Linked DNA regions of Homo sapiens: region 1 is linked to region 2. The links are chromatin loops, found by intact Hi-C in ENCODE. Cell type or tissue: Calu3. All regions are shown on one strand. Each heading gives the region's core, and the rest is flanking DNA. Links, peaks and the distances in the headings are about the cores only.

Region 1 (9,761 bases), core at 509-8,508, 51 kb after region 2:
ACCATGCCTGGCTAATTTTTTATTTTTGTAGTGACAGAGTCTATTTTGCCCAGGCTGGTGTCAAACTCCTAGCTTCAAGCGATCCTCCTGCCTTGACCTCCTAAAGTGCTGGGATTACAGGCATGAGCCACCATGCCCAACTTCGAAATAATGTTTTTTAATACTTCCATTTTACTGTCTTATAGTAGCTGACAAAACACAAATTTAATTTAGCCTAGACTCTAGCCTAGTTTTATAATAAGTTAATTTCAGCAGTTATCACATAGATGACAAAAAAAAATACTCATCGTTTGATACTGATTAATTCTGAATGACTGGCCATAACCTTTAAAGCCTGAAGATCAGCTGGGTATGGTTACACTGAGCCATGGATGTGCCACTGTGATCCACCTGAGTACCAGAGCAAGACTTTGTCTCTTTAAAAACAATGAAAAATTAAAATTAAATAAATAATATAAAGCTTGAAGATCAAGACTGAAATCCCTTTCCCATCACAATCAGAGGTAGGGGGTCAAATCTCAGTAAATGAGGAAGAATAACAAAAATATAATGAGTCCCTGGCATCTGTTACCAACAGTGAATTCATCCTGATAGCAACTGGAACATTCCAGTGATCCTGGCAATGAGGAACATCGATGTAACATACTCCTTTTGTTTTAAATGCAAATTTTTCTCTCCTGTTCCCTGGAATGTCCCAAAACAAGAGAATGGTCCAGAGCCTGAGAACAAAGCACCTACGAAGAAGAACAACACAGAGAGGGACCTATACAAGACTACCACTAGTATCACAATCTAGGTCAAGGTCATTGGAGAAATCACAAAATCACACCATCTCAGCATTGGAAAGTGATCATCATGTGTCAACAAATATTTTCCAAGTGACCATGTGCTAGATGCTAAGGAAACACAAATGATTATGACAAAATCCCTATTCAAGTCATGTGTGCTAAGTACTTCAATACAGGAGTTAACTAAGGGATATGGGAGTATAGCAGGAAGAATAAAACAGCAGATTTTTCAAAATAAGTTGCCAAGAATGAACTTGGGATCACCACATCCACCATCTGCCAATATTACAAACAGAAGAATCGTGGTGATTCAGGATAAAGAGAAAGTAAGGCTGCAGTCACAGCAGGGCTAGGACTTGTAGCCTCCTAGAATCAAGGTCTTGCTCTCCTATGTGGTTGGTTTAAAAAATAGTTAAAGGCACCCCTGTAATCCCAGAACTTTGGGAGGCCAAGGTAGTTGGATCACCTGAGGTCAAGAGTTCAAGACCAGCCTGGCCAACATGGTGAAACCCCATCTCCACTTAAAAAAAAAAAAAAAAAAAATTAGCGAGGCGTGGTGGCATGTGCCTGTAATCCCAGTTACTCAGGAGGCTGAGGCAGGACATTCACTTGAACCCAGGAGGTGGAGGTTGCAGCGAGCCAAGATCACACTATTGCACTCCAGCCTGGGTGACAGAGCGAGACTCCATCTCAAAAAACAATAGTTAAAGGTGATTATGATCATTTCTGTCCCCCTTCATTTCTTCTTCACAAAAAACTGGCATCACAAGAAAGCACAGTTCTAGTCCAACCATTCACTCAGTGCCAATCTCTAATTTTTACAAGACAGTACTTAATCCTTTAAAATATTTGCTGAAAAAATAGTGCCTTCCCTTCCTCCAGAAAATTTTATGTACACACTAGGCTATTTACAGAGGTCTAGGTTACAACTTTAACTTCCAGAATAAAACTAACTATAATCACTACTAATGCCATGTGACTTTCCCTCTGGCCGAAGCTCTAAACTGTCTACCTCCCTAGGCTTAGAGAAGTCTTTCTAGCTCCGAGGCTTCTGACACTTCAGCTCTTCATTTTACTGCTAATTATGACTCTCAGGAATTCACCCATAAAGAACTACAGGAATTTACCCTATTAATCCACAAACCACATTTCATTTTCATTTTCCAGACAAATCTTAAAGGCCTGTAATTTACAACATCAAAAAGTATCAGATCTCCAAATGGAAAAACTTATCTCTGACATAGGAGTTTTTTCTTATTGGTAACCTCTCTCTATCCAATAGAAACATACTTAACTACCATAACATATTCTAACAAACTGCTGCTATTTCAGCAATTACAATAGAGTATATGCTTTTGATAGTGAGTCAGGTCTTGGGAGTGGCTTAGCACATGGAAATTCACCAGCCGGCATCTACACTGAGATTCAAGGAGACAAACGGAATTTTTGCTTCTGGTTTTTCCAAGAGTTAACTAGTGTTTAAATCGACTATATTATTCTGAATTACTTACAGATGAAATGGCAAAATGTCTGAATTTTATTTTAAAATATGAAGGAGGAGGTGTGGAGTAATATTAAACAAGATTGGTCACATGTTGAAAAAAAAAATTTTTTTTTTACTTTTTTTTTTTTTAATTTATAGAGATGAGGTCTCACTAGGTTGCCCAGGCTGGTCCTTGAACTCCTGGGCTCAAGTGATCCTCCCACCTTGGCCTTCCATAGTGCTGGGATTATAGGCATAAGCCACGGCACCCAGCCCCTGAATACTGTTGAAACTGGGTGACAGGCCCATGGTGGTGGTTCATTGCATTATTCTCCTTGTTTTTATATGTGTTTCAAATGTTCCATAATAAAGATTTCAAAATAAATTTTACTAATGTCATGATCTGGTGAACTTGGAAAACAGATAAAGAACAAAGTGATTCTTGGAACCAGTGATCTCCATAATCTACCTGAGTAAAAGCTGTTAGTTTCTTTTTTTTTTTTTTCTTTTTGAGACAGAGTCTTGCTCTGTCGCCCAGGCTGGAGTGCAGTGGCACCATCTCGGCTCACTGCAAGCTCCGCCTCCCAGGTTCACGCCATTCTCCTGCCTCAGCCTCCTGAGTAGCTGGGACTACAGGCGCCCGCCACCACACCTGACTAATTTTTTGTATTTTTGGTAGAGACAGGGTTTCACTGTCTTAGCCAGGATGGTCTCAATCTCCTGACCTCGTAACCCGCCCGCCTCGGCCTCCCAAAGTGCTGACATTACAGGCGTGAGCCACCGTACCCGGCCCTAAAACTGTTAGTTACCTAAGACATACCTAAATACTGGCCAAGCGCGGTGGCTCATGCCTGTAATCCCAGCACTTTGGGAGACCGAGGTGGGCAGATTCCAAGGTCAGGAGTTTGAGACCAGCATGACCAACATGGTGAAACCTCGTCTCTACTAAAAATACAAAAATTAGCCGGGCGTGGTGGCATGCACCTGTAATCCCAGCTACTCAGGAGGCTGAGGCAGGAGAATCGCTTGAACTCGGGAGGTGGAGGTTGCAGTGAGCCAAGATCGCGCCATTGCACTCCAGCCAGGTTACAGAGCAAGACTCCATCTCAAAAAAAGGAAAAAAAAGAGATACCTAAATTCTAACGCTTATTCCTCACTGAACATACTATTCAGCACGATCACCATGTGCTGACTTAGGCACCAACCTAAGTGCTGATGATACAGTGATAAACAGATAAATGCAATCTGTCTGTTGTTGTCGTTGAATGAATGAGGCAAGTATGTGGTGCCATAAACCAAACAAGAAGAGACTAATCTATGACCTATCAGGAAAAGCTTCCCAGAGGAGTTACCATCTAAGTTAAATTCTGAAAAATTAAACCCCAAAACACGAATCATTTATTTTTGACCCATGTTAACCTTTATCACTTACAGATTGTAAGACCAGCAAGCAAATGCCTATTTCTTTATGAAGTAACCACTTGTCTGTAAAGGAAAAATTAGCAAACCATCACTCATTCAACAAATATTAGATACCCACCATATGCTAACATACTAGACAAAAAAGATAAAACATGGTCTCTGCTCTGATGGGGTTTATAATCTAACAGCACAGGAAAACAAAAACAAGTAAGTAGGCAAGCCATCAAGCAGAAAACCAATTTCAAACTTCTCCAAGTTATAAAACCAGCAAAGAAGGGACTTTTGTGGGCAGAAAGTGCCAACTTTTTAGATATAGTGATAAGGAAAGTTGAAAGGACTGAAGACCAACGGATGACAGTGCAGCCGACTGAAGGGAGTGGGATGCCAGAAGAGGTGGTGAGATCAGCAAAGATACAGTATGTGTGCACCTTGTAGGTCATGGGATGAAATCTGGATATTATTCTAAGCACAATGGAAAAACCACCGCAGGTAAGAGTTTTGAGCAGAGAAGTGATGTGATTCCATTTATGTTTTTAAGAAGATCATTCTTGTTACTCTGGAAAGAATGGATTGATCGAGAATAATTTTTTACCAAGAAGAATTTTAAATGAGTAAAATCAAAACATCAAAACTGATTTTGGCCAGGGAAAATCATCTCTATATTCCATTACCAACCTAAAATCTTTTAAATTGCCTTACTTAGTCCAGGCTTCATCTACAGTTTGGGTTGGGATTGTTTGTTTTAATGCTTACAACCAACATGTCATGCCCTCTGAGGAGGTTCCTGGGAAGCTAAAACAGGCCCACATGCCTGGTGGTTAGCATTCTTTTCATTCTCAAATTGCTAAAGTCAGATTAATTTTCATTTATTCATCTCCTATTCCACAATCAGCTTCTTGATTGAAAGGAAAGGAGTAAGGGACTTCCTTGAGTGTTTCAGGAGACAATAAACTCTACGGAAAATCTGATAAGGAATGTGATTATATAACCTTTCTTCCTCCTGCCAACTATGTTCCAGGTGGGGACTCCACTATGAAAGCAATTCTAATACTCCTATCCAAATCTGCCAGCTCTCAGAAAGCTGCCTAAAGCAAACTCATTTAATTCTCTCTGAAAAAAAAAAAATTCTCATTCCAAAGTCTGAACAAGAATAAATTTCTAGTAGTGTTTGTAATTGATAAGGAAAGGAAAATAAATTTCACCATCAATCTCTGGGGCATGTGGCCAAATAATCTTAATAAAGAAACTTAATAAAGTTAGTTATGCTCAAAGAGATTTTACTCAGTCATTTGAAAAACAGAATGGAAGGAGTAACAGGAAACAATGCCTACATCTGTTAAATACTCATGAGCTTTACATATATTTCACTTTATCTTGACCACACCCCAACAAGATTAAGTATATTTCCACTTTACTGATGAGGACAGAGCCCCAGGAGTTTACACTGTCTCAAGGTCACATAGCTATTAAGTAGCTTCCATGGTCCCATATGCTTTCCATTAGACAAATGTTTAAACAAAGATCTAAATTATAGAAATTCTTCCACATGACCAATGAACTAATAATAGGTAAGTTTTTGTTTGTGTGTGTGTGCATGTGTATATGCTTCATCTGGAGGCCTAATCACCAATTATAATTCTTTTCAGAGGGAAAAAGTGCTTAGGATTCCTCTTTGGAGACATCAGACCACCAGAAAGAAGCTCTGAAGACATAAGGGAGTTTGGTGGCAAAAGCTATCAGGTTATTTGTTCCTAACAAAGCCAAAGGAGCTCCTCTTTGAAGGCAGCATATAATTTCTGGGGCTAGCAGCAGTGACTTCCTAACAAAGGCTCTAGGGACTCATGTACAAAAATCATTATCAAGCTCAGGAGTGTCTTGTAAGTGATTTGGGGTGGTTACACTCAGCAACACATACATACAAAAATAACTATTTTGTTAACAAATAAAATCAAGTAAGATAGCATACATGAAAGCACCTAACAGTGCCTAACAGAAAACAGATACACAATAGAAAATTAGTTTCTTCCACTATCTGCTCAAAGTTATTTGTATGAAAAACAAGTAACTGTGCTGGGTGAAGCCATAACCTCCTTGCCCTCAAAGCCCAGCCAGAATGAGTTTGCATACCTGGTGTCACGTTTGCTAAGAACAACAGGTACACAAGGCCGGGTGCGGTGGCTCACGCTTGTAATCCCAGCACTCTGGGAGGCCGAGGAGTGCAGATCACAAGGTCAGGAAATCGAGACCATCCTGGCTAACACGGTGAAACCCCATCTCTACTAAAAATACAAAAAATTAGCAGGGCATGCTGGTGGGCGCCTATAGTCCCAGCTACACGGGAGGCTGAGGCAGGAGAATGGCGTGAGCCTGAGAGTCGGAGCTTGCAGTGAGCTGAGATCACACCACTGCACTCCAGCCTGGGCGACAGAGCGAGACTCCGTCTCAAAAAAAAAAAAAAAAGAACAACAGGTACACAACAAGCTACATATCAAAAATCAGAAATCTTCTCTTAAGGATTATTTTATTTCCTCCACGAATCAGCACCATAGCATGGACAGAAAGGTATCCTTAAAGCAAGCCTTCCCAACAGCTGAGCACAACACAACTCAGCAAAACCACCTAGCCATCAGTGCAATCTGCATTACAATCTGCATTCATCCATTTCTATGATCACTAAGCAATCATACATAGCCTGGCACATTACATCATTATTAAACACTCCACACTAGGGCAAACTATTCTTCAACTGTTCCAATTGTTTAACTTTTGAAATGGAATGATTTTTGCTTCAGAAAAATTCTTTAACATCAATTCTATTGTTTAGATGCTTCTGAGATTTAGACTTTGGGATTAACAATCTCCAATATAATTAAAGTTGAGATTGTCATGGTAATAATTCCTTCAGTTAATACAGTAACAACTGTAAGGATCAAATGAAAATCATAGACAGGCCATCAGGGGTCATCTTTTTGTTTTTTTCTTTGAGACGGAATCTCACTCTGTCGCCCAGGCTGGAGTGCAGTGGCACAATCTCTGCTCACTGCAACCTCCGCCTCCTGGGTTCAAGCGACTCTCCTGCCTCAGACTCCCGAGTAGTTGGGACTACACACCCGGCTACTTTTTTATTTTTAGTAGGGACGGGACGGTGTTTCACCATGTTGGCCAGGCTGGTCTCAAACTCCCGACCTCAGGTGATCCACCTGCCTAGCCCTCCCAACAGTTCTGGGATTACAGGCATGAGCCACCATGCCCGGCCTGTCATCTAACTTAAGGTCCTAATTTTACAGAGGAAACAACTCAGACCCAGAGAGGTTAGACAATTTGTTCAGTATTACGTAGCTGATTAGTGACAGATGAAAAATTTTAAACTTCAAGTCTACTGATGCCCCTTTGGCCAGGTGACCTTTTTAAATAATAGCTGCCACTTATGGGATAATTACAGTGCACCAGGTGCTGTAGATGTGACCTCATTTAATCCCACCACAATCCTATGAGGGAGGCACTATCAAATCCATTTTACAAATGAGGAAACCAGGACTCAACCTCAGGTCTGTTTGATGCCAAAGTCTTTGGTCTTAACCACTACACCATGCCTCCCTACTTTCCATTCATTCATTCATTCAAATACTTGCTAAGCAAGTATAATGTGTCAGGTACTGTCTGAGCCCTAGGGATACTAGTGATGAAGATGGACAAGGTCCCTGCTCTTCTGCATAATAAAAATAAAAGTACTTCAATATGAGGTACTTTTTTGTTGGCAGGGGGAACACAGTAATGTGATAATAACCACAGGGGCAGCACTATGTTATCCCTTATATATGAAAATACTAAAAATGTAAGATTACCACATCGCACCCATTAGAATGACTGTTATCAAATAAACAAGTTTTGGTAAAGATGTGGAGAAACTGGAACCCTTTACGTTGTTGGTAGGAATATAAAATTACATTTAGTTGGGCATGGTGGCTCATGCCTATAAACCCAGCACTTTGGGAGGCCGAGGCAGGCGGATCATGAGGTCAGGAGATCGAGACCATCCTGGCCAACATGGTGAAACCCCATTTCTACTAAAATACAAAAAATTAGCTGGTTGTGGTGGTGCACACCTGTAGTCCCAGCTTCTCAGGAGGCTGAGGCAGGGGAATCACTTGAACCTGGGAGGTGGAGGTTGCAGTGTGCTGAGATCACACCACTGCACTCCAGCCTGGGTGACAGAGCAAGACTCCTTCTCAAAAAAAAAAAAAAAAAATTACATTTAGCCAGAAAGTACATTTAGTCAGATATTGTGGCTTGAATTTGTAATCTCAGCTATTCAGGAAGCTCAGGCGGGAGGATCACTCGAGCCCAGGAGTTTGAGGCTATGGTGAGCTAAGACTGCATCACTGCCAGCCTGGGCAACAGAGTGAGACCCTGTCTCTTTAACAAAAAAAAAAAAAAAAAAAAAACACTTTAAATTTTTGATAGTGAAAAATGACTAACCAAGATTTTAGGCTGGGCACGGTGGTTCACATCTGTAATCCCAGCACTCTGGGAGGCCTAGATGGGTGGATCACTTGAGGTCAGGAGTTCAAGATCAGCCTAGCCAACATGGTGAAACCCTGTCTCTACTAGAAATACAAACAATTAGCCAGGCATGGTGGAGGGCACCTGTAATCCAGCTACTCGGGAGGCTGAGGCAGGAGAATTGCTTGAACCCGGGCAGCGGAGGTTGTGGTGAGTCGAGACTGCGCCACTGCACTCCAGCCTCAGAGTCAGAGCAAGACTCTACCTCAAAAAAAAGTAAACCCATCAAAGATAACAGGTATTTGAAATAATATATTCTGAAAGGCAGATAAACGTATGTCCTCTTTAATATATTAATTCTAGCTTGAGCGTAAGTACAAACAGTTCTAATCAGAGTAAAGAGGATAAATAGATCTTTCCAAATTAAACTATCAAGATTACACATACATGCAATTCCAAATGTCTGTTTCTTTTTTTTCTCTTTTTTTTTTTTTTTTTTTTGAGACAGAGTCTCACCCTGTTGCCCAGGCTTGGAGGGCAGTGGCGTGATCTCAGCTCACCGCAACCTCCACCTCCTGGGTTCAGACGATTCTCCTGCCTCAGCCTCCCGGGTAGCTGGGACTACAGGTACCTGCCACCATGCCCAGCTAATATTTTATATTTTTAGTAGAGATAAGGTTTCACCATGTTGGGCAGGCTGGTCTCAAACTCCTGACCTGAGATGATCCACCAGCCTCGGCCTCCCAAAATGCTGAGATTACAGGCATAAGCCACCATACCCAGCCTCTTTTTTCCTCATTCTTATATTCCTGTTAAATTTCTCTCAGTTCCTCTGATGTCTCAGCAGAGACAAACTGACTACTGTACAGGTAAAGGCAGTTCATTAAGCTCTCTTACTGGACTCAGATTGCTGCTGTAGGAACTGCCTCCTCTTAAATTTCTGAGCTATTATCAGACAGAAGCAGCTCTTAATCTCCTTGGCTTCCTTTTCAGGGGAATGTGCCAAGAAAAAGTGGGGGAGAAAAGACCTAGGTCCACAGTATCTCAAGTATTGTACTTTTTATCCATTATGGACTCTAAACACATATTATTCAGCTTCATACTAGGAATCCACCATCAATCTTCCTGGTTTTATTAAACTTGCTTGGCATAGATATATTAGATACATAAGAAAGAAAATATATCAATTAGGCGCAACTACTACCCCAGTGACACTATGACATAAATAGGGGAAAAAAAGTCTTGGAGGGAAAAATAAGTAAAAAAAAAGAGAAATAATAGAAGGGCATTAAAGGAAGAGGTGAGTCTGAAAACAAATTTGAGATTGGATGATTCATTTGTGTTCACCAAAGAGAGTTGTTTTCTTTTACTTTTTTTTTTTTTTTTTTTTTTTGAGATAGAGACTTGCTCTGTTGTCCAGGCTGGCAGGCAGTGATGCCATCTCGGCTCACTGCAACCTCCATGTCCCGGGCTCAAGTGATTTTCCGGCCTCAGCCTCCCATGTAGCTGGGATTACACGCGTGTGCCACCACGCCCGGCCGATTTTTTGTATTTTTAGTAGAGAA
Region 2 (9,761 bases), core at 969-8,968:
CATGGTGAAACCCTGTCACTAAAAATACAAAAATTAGCCATTCATGGTGGCACATGCCTGTAATCCCAGCTACTCGGGTGGCTGAGGCAAGAGAATTGCTTGAACCCGGGAGACGGAGGCTGCAGTGAGCCAAGGTCGCATCACTGCACTCCAGCCTGGGCAACAGAGTGAGACTCTGTTGCAAAAAAAAAAAAAAAAAAAATTAAATTTAAAGATGAGATTGATAGATATCTGTGTTATAAAGCAAGTTTTATAAAATGTTACAGGTAGAATCTAAGAGATGGGCACGCAGGTATTCACTGTAAAGTTCTTCCTACTTCTTTTTTTTTTTCTTTCTACTTTACGTTTAAATTTTTTCATAATAAAATGTTGGAGGTAAAAATCCCAAAGGGTTTTTTTGTTGGCAGAACTTGGTAAGGCAATTCTAAAATCATGGAAAATTAAAAGGGTAATAGCCAAGACAACTTTGAAAAAGAAAAAGGTAAGGAGATACGTGTCCTAACAGACAGAAAGACTAATTATTAGGCAATAACTAAAATAAGGTAGTACTGACACAGAGATGGACAGAGAGACCAGTCAAAGAAAAGAGAGCCTAAAAACTAACTCATGCACAGACAGAATACAGCAGGCATTAAAGATCAGTAGGAAAAAGTAGAACTATTCACTAAGTGGGGATTAACAGCTTGAATTAGAAGAAAATACAGAATATCTTTAACTTACAAGGAAAATGAATACTGAACAACAAATTACTGAAGAACACATAATTTTCTCTCATATATAGGTTTAAAACATGAGAAACAACATTATATATTGCTTAAGAATATATTCACATGGGTAAATAATACAGACATATTTGGCAATGAAATACCAAATTCAAGTTAGTAGTTTCCTCCAGGGGTAATGAAGATTTACGCAAAGTACATAAGTTGGGTGGTATTTGAACACACAATTTTCTATATTGTTCTTTATCCATTTTTTCTTTTTTCTTTTTTTTTTTTTTTTGAGACGGAATTTTGCTCTTGTTGCCCAGGCTGGAGTGCAGTGGCGCGATCTCGGCTCACCGCAACCTCTGCCTCCCAGGTTCAAGCAGTTCTCCTGCCTCAGCCTCCCTAGTAGCTGGGATTACAAGCATGTGCCACCATGCCTGGCTAATTTTGTATCTTTAGTAAAGACGGGGTTTCTCCATGCTGGTCAGGCTGGTCTCGAACTCCCGACCTCAGGGATCCGCCCGCCTCGGCCTCCCAAAGGCATGAGTCACCGTGCCCAGCCTCTTTATACATTTTCTCAAATCTTAAATATTCCATAACAAATTATAGATTTTTTTAATTAAAAAAAGGTTGAGGTATGAGTACATGGTTTTTAAACAGTACTTAACACAGTTTAATGGGCTGGAACAAATACTAGGAATAGGGGAATAAGAGAAGATGTTAAAAGAAAGAGACCAGATTCTGCAAAGCCTTATAAAACATGCCAAGAAATTTATTCACTTATTTATTATTTGTTTGTTTGTTTGTTTATTTGAGATAGAGTCTCATTCTGTCGTCCAGGCTGGAGAGCTGTGGCACAATCTCGGTTCACTGCAACCTCCGCCTCCTAGTTCAATCGATCCTCCCACCTCAGACTCCCCAGTAGCTGGGTCTACAAGTGTGTGCCACCAAGCCCAGCTAATTTTTGTAGTTTTAGCACAGACAGGGTTTCACCATGTTGGCCAGGCTGGTCTCTTAACTCCTGACCTGAGGTGATCTGTGCACCTCGGCCTACCAAAGTGCTGGAATTACAGGCCTAAGTCACTACACCCGGCAAGACATTTATTTGGTTTTTGTTTCATCCCACAAGGCAATCACTGAAAACTTTTAAGCTAGGAAGTCCTAAAAGATTACTCTGACAAGGCTATACGATAGAGTATGTTTCCTAATGACAGAGGCTTGTTTACCATTTAATCCCTAATTTTAGCATAGTTTATAATACATTGATATTAATGAATATATATGCTGAATTAATGAATTTATGGAAGGAATAGGGTGAGGGAAGCAGAGAAATTAGAAAGAAATTATAATAATCCAGGCAGGAAATGTTGGACTTACAATGATCACTTTAACTTACAGCTATCTATTTTACAAGAAATGTTAAGATTATTAGGAACTTTCACGGAACATCAAATAAAGTAAGAATCTGTAACATTATAAACATGAAGATCCTGGTTCAAATCAGGGAATGCAATAATTCTGTATCTACTCACCATTCTTCCGCTCACTAAGTGGAGGCAAATTGGGATTCCTGCCAGGGTGGAGGCCTAGGGTCAGCTCGGGCTGCAAGGAGAGCTCCTGCAGTTCATTGGCAACAGCTTCACTCTGGGGACTGGGTGCCGCAGATAAGGACACGAGCACTGGTTCATCATCATTTTCGCCGGCCCCTCCTCCGTCCAGCCCATTCACAGCAATGACGGAAGGGGGCAGGCACACCACACTGGAGAAATCCACTTTGGCTTTCGTGATGGCAATCTGGAAATGGAAGAAAAAATGGAAAGTTTAGATGGTACCATGATAATATGGTTTGGTGGTGTCCTCACCCAAATCTCATCTTGAATTGTAGTTCCCATAACTCACACATATCATGGGAGGGACTTGGTGGCAGGTAACTGAATCACAGGGGTGGTTACCTCCGTGCTATTCTCATGAGTTCTCACAAGATCTGATGGTTTTATAAGGGGCTTTTCCTCTTTTGCTCTGCACTTCTCCTTCCTGCCACCATGTGAAGAAGGACATGTTTGCAACTCCTTCCACCATGATTGTAAGTTCCTGAGGCCTCCCCAGCCCTGTGGAACTGTGAATCAATTAAATCTCTTTCCTTTATAAACTACCCAGTCTCAGGCAGTTCTTTATAGCAACGTGAGAACAGACTAATATAGTAAATTGGTACTGATAGAGTGGGATGCTGCTATAAGGATACCCAAAAATGTGGAAGCAACTTTGAAAATGGGTAACAGGCAGAGGTTGGAACAGTTTAGAGGGCTAAGAAGAAGACAGGAAACTGTGGTAAAGTTTGGAACTTCCTAGAGACCTGTTGAATGCCTTTGACCAAAATGCTGATAGTGGTATGGACAATGAAGTACAGGCTGAAATGGTCTCAGATGGAGATGAGGAACTTGTTGGAAACTTATATAAAGGTGATTCTTGCCATGCTTTAGCAAAGAGACTGGTGGCATTTTGCCCCTACTCTAGAGAGATCTGTGGAACTTTGAACTTGAGAGAGATGATTTAGGGTATCTGGCAGAGGACATTTCTAAGCGGCAAAGCATTCAAGAGGAAGCAGAGCATAAAAGTTTAGAAAATCTGCAGCATGATGATGCAATAGAAAACAAAAACTCATTTTCTGGGGAGAAATTCAAGCCACCTGCAGAAATTTGCATAAGTAACAAAGAGCCTAACATTAATCACCAAGACAATGGGGAAAACGTCTCCAGGGCATGTCACAGACCTTCACAGCAGCGCCTCGAAGGCATAGGAGGGAAAAATGGTTTCATGGGCCCAGGGCCTTCCTGCTCTGTGCAGCCTCAGGACATGGTGCCCTGAGTCCCAGCTGCTTCAGCTCCAGTCATGAATAAAAGGAGCCAAGGTATACAGCTCAGGCTGAGGCTTCGAAGCGTGCAAGCCCAAAACCTCAGCAGCCGCCATGTGGTGCTGAGCCTGCAGGTGCACAGAAGTCTGGAATTGAGGTTTGGGAACCTCCACCTAGATTTCAGAGGATGTATGGCAACACCTGGATGTCCACGCAGAAGTTTGCTACAGGGGTACAGCTCTCATGGAGAACCTCTACTAGGGCAGTATGGAAGGCAAATGTGGGGTCGGAGCGCCCACACAGAGTCCTCACTGGAGCACTGCCTAGTAGAGCTGTGAGAAGGCCACCATCCTCCAGACCCCAGAATGGTAGATCCACCTATAGCTTGCACCATACACCTGGAAAAGCTGTAGACACTCAACATCAGCCCATGAAAGCAGCCAGGGGTGAAGCCGTACCCTCCAAAGCCACAGAGGCAGAGCTGCTCAAGGCCGTGGGAGCCCACCTCCTGCATCAACATGACCTGGATGTGAGACATGGAATCAAAGGAGATCATTTCAGAGCCTTAAGATCTGACTGCCCCACTGGATTCTGGACTTGCATGGGGCCTGTAGCCCCTTTGTTTTGGCCAATTTCTCCCCTTTGGAATGGGTGTATTTACCCAATGCCTGTACCCCCCATTGTATCTAGGAAGTAACTAACTTGCTTTCGATTTTACAGGCTCATAGGTGGAAGGGACTTGCCTTATCTCAGATGAGACTCTGGACTTGGACTTCTGGGTTAATACTGGAATGATCTAAGACTTTGGGGGACTATTGGACACACATACTTGTGTTTTGAAATGTGAAGACCTGTGATTTGGGAGGGGCCAGGGGCAGAATGATATGGTTTGGCTGTGTCCCCACCCAAATCTCACCTTGAACTGTAGTTCCCATAATCCCCATGTGTTGTGGGAGGGACCCAGTGGGAGGTAATTGAATAATGGGAGTGGTTACCTCCATGCTGTTCTCATGATAGTGAGTGAGCTCTCACAAGATCTGATGGTTTTATAAGGGGCTTTTCCTCTTTTGCTTGGCACTTCTTCCTGCCACCTTGTGAAGAAGGATGTGTTTGCTTTCCCTGCCATCATGACTGTAAGTTTCCTGAGGCCTCCCGAGCCCTGTGGAACTGTGAGTCAATTAAACCTCTTTCCTTTATAAACTACCCAATCTTGGGCAGTTCTTTATAGCAGCAGTTTGAGAACAGACTAATAGACACGGACAAACTATGCCACTGGAGTATATGCCGATGCTAATATTATAAATTACATCACTGGCAAACTACCATTATTCTTAAAGCTTTTTGTAAAGTAAACTAGCACCCACTGCTCTCCAGACCCCCGAATGGTAGAGCCACCAGCAGCATGCAACCTCAGCGTGGAAAAGCCACAGGGGCAGAGCTGCCCAAGGCTTTGGGAACCCCTCCCTTTATATCAGTGTACCCAGAATGTGGGACATGGAGTCAAGGATTGTTTTGGAGCTTTAAGATTTAATGACTGCCCTGCTGGGTTTCAGACTTGCATGGGGCCTGTAGCCCCTTTCTTTTGGCAAATTTCTCCCTTTTGGAATGTGAATGTTAACTCAATGCCTGTATCCCCATTGTATCTTGGAAGTAAATAACTTGTCTTTGATTTTACAGGCTCATAGGTGGAAGGAACTTATCTCCAGATGAGACTTTGGACCTTTGAATTAATGCTGCAATGAGTTAAGACTTTGGGGGACTACTGAGAAGAAATAATTGTATTTTGAAATGTAAGAAGGACATGAGACTTGAGGGACTAGCGGCAGAATGATATGACTCTGATATTTGTCCCACCCAAATCTCATGTTGAAATGCAATCCCCAGTGTTGGAGGCAGGGCCTGATGGGAGATATTTGAGTCATGGGGGCAGATCCCTCATGGATTGGTGCTGTCCACATGGTAGTGAGTGAGTTCTTCCAATATCTAGTTGTTTAAAAGTGTGTGGCACTGCCCCCCTTCTTTCTCTTGCTCCTGCTCTCACCCTGTGACATGCCTGCACCTGCTTCACCTTCTATCATGTATAAAAGCTCCTTGATGGCACCATCCTTGTACAGGCTTGCAAAACCATGAACCAATTAAACCTCATAAATTAAAAAAAATTTTATATATATATATATATCTCCACTCACTGAATCCTATGTAGTTAGTAAGAATAATTTTTTTTTTTTTTGAGGCAGAGTCTCGCTCTGTTGCCCAGCCTGGAGTGCAGTGGCGTGATCTCAGCTCACTGCAAGCTCCACCTCCTGCATTCACGCCATTCTCCTGTCTCAGCCTCCCGAGTAGCTGGGACTACAGGCGCCCACCACCATGCCTGGCTAAATTTTTTTGTATTTTTAGTAGAGACGGGGTTTCACCAATGTTAGCCAGGATGGTCTCGATCTCCTGACCTCAAGATCCACCCACCTCAGCCTCCCAAAGTGCTGGGATTACAGGCGTGAGCCACCATGCCCAGCCCTAAGAATAATTTTTATAAAGCATTTCTAATGTGGGAAATGCTTATTCTAAAGCCACACTTAAGAAAAAGTAAGACATAAAACTACATACTCATATATTAAAATATTATACAAAGAAAAAAGATTTTAAGAAGTATACCAAGACACAAAAGAGGGGTTCTGTTTGATTGGACAATGAAAAAATTTTAAGGTTCCAAATTTTCTCTAAAATACTTACATGGCTTTTATAATAAAAAGACTATAGTTTCTGATCTATGAAGTGAGATTCCCTGGGCATTCCTTGCAAACTTTTATGAGGACTTTAATCTAACTTGCTTTAGTTGAAGAAACCAACAAAATATTGAACAGCCATGAAGTGAAGAAAGGCACTAGAAACTAAAAAGACAATTATGATCTAACTTCAAGTAAAGCAATAGTGTGCCCAAACCTGACTGTAGTTCTGGCTGATACATTTCACAGAAAATAAACTGGACTGGAAAAGATCCAGATAACAGTAATTAACATGAGGGAGATAATATTATGAAGAAAAAAGATACTAAGGACTCTCTACTCCAAAGAGACTGGAAGAAGATATAAGGGAGACAAGTTCAAAAAAAAATTTGAACTCAGTATTAGGAACTCAATATTCTCAAGGGTAATTGAGCATGGGCAAACAATGGGAAAAGGATTTCTTTTAGGGTTTGAATAATTTTATAAATTACAAAACAACAAATGTCTACCAACAAAATTCAGAATCTAAACTTCAAAGAATTCTTTTCCATCTTGTCTATGATTTATTATGGTTTGAACCATGTCTCTGTGTGTACTGGGAAAAAAACAACTGTTACACAGGATTAATCCATCCGGCTGAGTATTCTTTGTCATTGACTCTGAAAGAGCATGTCTGCTTCTTTTAACAGCAGCAGCCTTTCAGACTAAAAAAAAGACTTCAACTTTATGACATTCAAGGACCCCTTGAGAACTAACCTCCTTATTCAAAAGGAAAATAGAATGGTATCAAAACTTCAGCCCTAGGACTTAGGAAAAGTGGTTTCACATAGAGTAACAGGTTTTCAATAAACAGCTGTTAAATCATTATGGATTGTAAGAGTTCAGACCTCTCATAAGAAAATTAAGAAATTTAACTGCAACAATAACTCTGTATGCAGTAGATGGGCCTTGCAAAAGTATTAACACAAAACAAGCATTCTAATAGTTGTTAACTGAACAAAGAGAGAAGCAAATGAAAGATACATAAAGATAATCTAGGGAACCACGACAGACATGTCTTGGGGAAAATTTGGATGACACAAGGAAGACTGCATGAAACATACAGAAACACTAAAAATAATGTTAGGCAGTCAAGGACAGGAAACATCAAGCCTCATACCACTAAAATACTATAGCTAAACAGATGCGCTAGAATCATGGTTTCATATAAAAAGTTCTTAACTTAGCAAAACCCCATTATTTCAGACTTAACTGATATTTCTGATACTATAACTTGGTGTGAGATTAAGTAAAATCTTCTGCTATTTGGCAGGGGCAGGGTAATATAAAAGAGTGCCAGGTGGCCAGGCACAGTGGCTCACTCCTCTAATCCTAGCACTCTGGGAAGCTGAGGTGGGAGGATCGCTAGAGCCCAGGAGTTCCAGATCAGTCTCGGCAACATAGTAAGACCCTGTCTCTTTTTTAAAAAAAATTTTAAATAGTTTTTAAAAATTTTAAAAAGAAGGAAAAAAAGTGGTTAAAAGGTAAGTTTATTATCTAAGAGCTCCCAAGGCAGGAGGAAAGGTGAATTTAATGTTACATATGTTTTTTATCACAATTATTTTTAGATGTCTTGGCAAAAAAAAAATTTCACTAAGTAAACTTATATTACTGAGCTTGAAAGAATCCCAGGCTGGAGTGCAGTGGCAAGTTCTCGGCTCAGTGCAACCTCCACCTCCCGGCCTCAAGCAATCCTCCTGCCTCAGCCTCCCGAGTAACTGGGAATATAGGCATGCGCCACCAGGCCCGGCTAATTTTTGTATTTTTAGTAGAGATGGGGTTTTGCCATGTTGCCCAGGCTGGTCTTAAACTCCTGGACTCAAGTGAGCCACCTGCCTTGGCCTCCCAAAGTGCTGGAATTACAGGCATGAGAGCTCACCGAGTCCAGCCTTTTTCTTTCTTTCTTTTTTTTTTTAAGGGACAGGGTCTCTCTCTGTTGCCCAGGCTAGGGTGCAGTGGCACGATCATAGCTCACTGCAACCTTGAATTCCTGGACTCAAGTGATCCTCCCCCATCAGTCCCACAAGTAGCTAGGACTACAGGCACACCATCATGCCTGGCTTTTTTTTTTTTTTTTTTTTTTTTTTTGCAAGGGGTTGGGGAGATATGAGGTTTTTGCTATGTTGCCCAGGCTGGTCTCAAACTCCTGGCCTAAAGTGATCCTCCTACCTAAACCTTCCAAAGTGCTAGGATTACAGGAATGAGCCACTGTGCCTCGCCAAAACCATATATTCTTTAAAATGAAGTAAATTATTTAATTTACTTATCACTAATTCAGAACAAACTTCTTCCTACTACTTTGAATTATTATTATTGCTGGAATTCAGAGATTTAGCATTTACATGTGTTAATATTCCCAAGAGACAATAAAAATCCATCACATGGTATCAATATTTTTCTAATGAAGCATGAAGTTAACTTCATGAGTTTGTGATGCTCTTATGCATTTAGTGAACATAACCAGTATTTCTAGAAAATGATTTAAAGAAACTTTGTAAAAAACGGCCCCCCAAAAGAAAGCCAACCCAAGTCCAAGTCCAATGCTAAGCATAAAGAGAAAATAAAGTTCTTGGTTTTTTGGTTTTTGTTTTTTTTGGGGGGGTTTTTTGGGTTTTTTTTTTTTTGAGACAGTCTCGCTCCACCACCCAGGCTGCAGTGGCACGATCTTGGCTCACTGCAACCTCTGCCTCCTAGGTTCAAGTGATTCTCATGTCTCAGCCTCCCGAGTAGCTGGGATTACAGGCACGCAACACTACATCTGATTTTTGTGTTTTTAGTAGAGATGGGTTTTCACCATGTTGGCCAGGCTGGTCTCGAACTCCTGACCTCAGGTGATCCACCTGCCCCAGCCTCCCAAAGTGCTAGGATTACAAGTGTGAGCCACTGTGCCCAGCCAAGGAAGTTTTAAAAATAATGTTTCACCCAGGCGCGATGGCTCACACCTGTAATCCCCAGCAGTTGGGGAGGCCAAGGTGGGCAGATTGTTAGAGCCCAGGAGCTCAAGACAATCCTGGGCAACATGGCAAAACCCCGTCTCTACAAAACACACAAAAGTTAGGCATGGTGGTGTGCGTCTGCAGTCTCAGCTACTCCTGAGGCTGAGGTAAGAGGATCACCTCGACCCCAGGGAGGCTGAGGCTGCAGTGAGCTGTGATCATGCCACTGCACTCCAGCCTGGGCAACGAAGTGATACCCATCCCAGGGAGGAAAAAATGGTGTTTCTTAGAACACATACTTTTTTTTTCTTTTTTCAGACAGCATGTTACTCTGCCATCCAAGCTAGAGTGCAATGGAATGATCATAGCTCACTGCAGCCTTAAACTCCTGGGCTCAAGTGATCCTCCCAAGTAGCTAGGACTATAGGTGTGTGCCAACACACCTGACTATTTTTTCACTTTTTTGTAGAGACGAGATCTCACTATGTTGCCCAAGCTGGTCTCG

The links. Hi-C counts contacts between places; a loop is a spot of excess contacts. Peaks named below come from ENCODE experiments on the same cell type or tissue, not always from the same donor. Only the 100,000 strongest peaks of a DNase experiment are listed, where the experiment ranks them.
Region 1: it touches region 2 in a loop (1.8-fold over the local background); 3 of 110 quality-filtered maps call a loop at or near these places.

Annotation. Positions count from the first base shown.
Region 1 is chr22:40,601,367-40,611,127 of GRCh38, forward strand. All of the region lies in intron 1 of MRTFA (myocardin related transcription factor A), which reads right to left. Among named protein-coding and RNA genes, the nearest start is that of MRTFA, 30 kb to the right of the region's middle. In Calu3, for the core only: no CTCF peak of the experiment used is centred there; no DNase peak of the experiment used is centred there.
Region 2 is chr22:40,549,867-40,559,627 of GRCh38, forward strand. It overlaps MRTFA (myocardin related transcription factor A), which reads right to left. Exons shown (of 15, transcript NM_020831.6): 3 at 2,240-2,501. The coding sequence starts at 2,480. It overlaps LOC105373037 (a long non-coding RNA gene), which reads left to right and starts at 5,311. Exons shown (of 5, transcript XR_001755550.2): 1 at 5,311-5,348. In Calu3, for the core only: no CTCF peak of the experiment used is centred there; no DNase peak of the experiment used is centred there.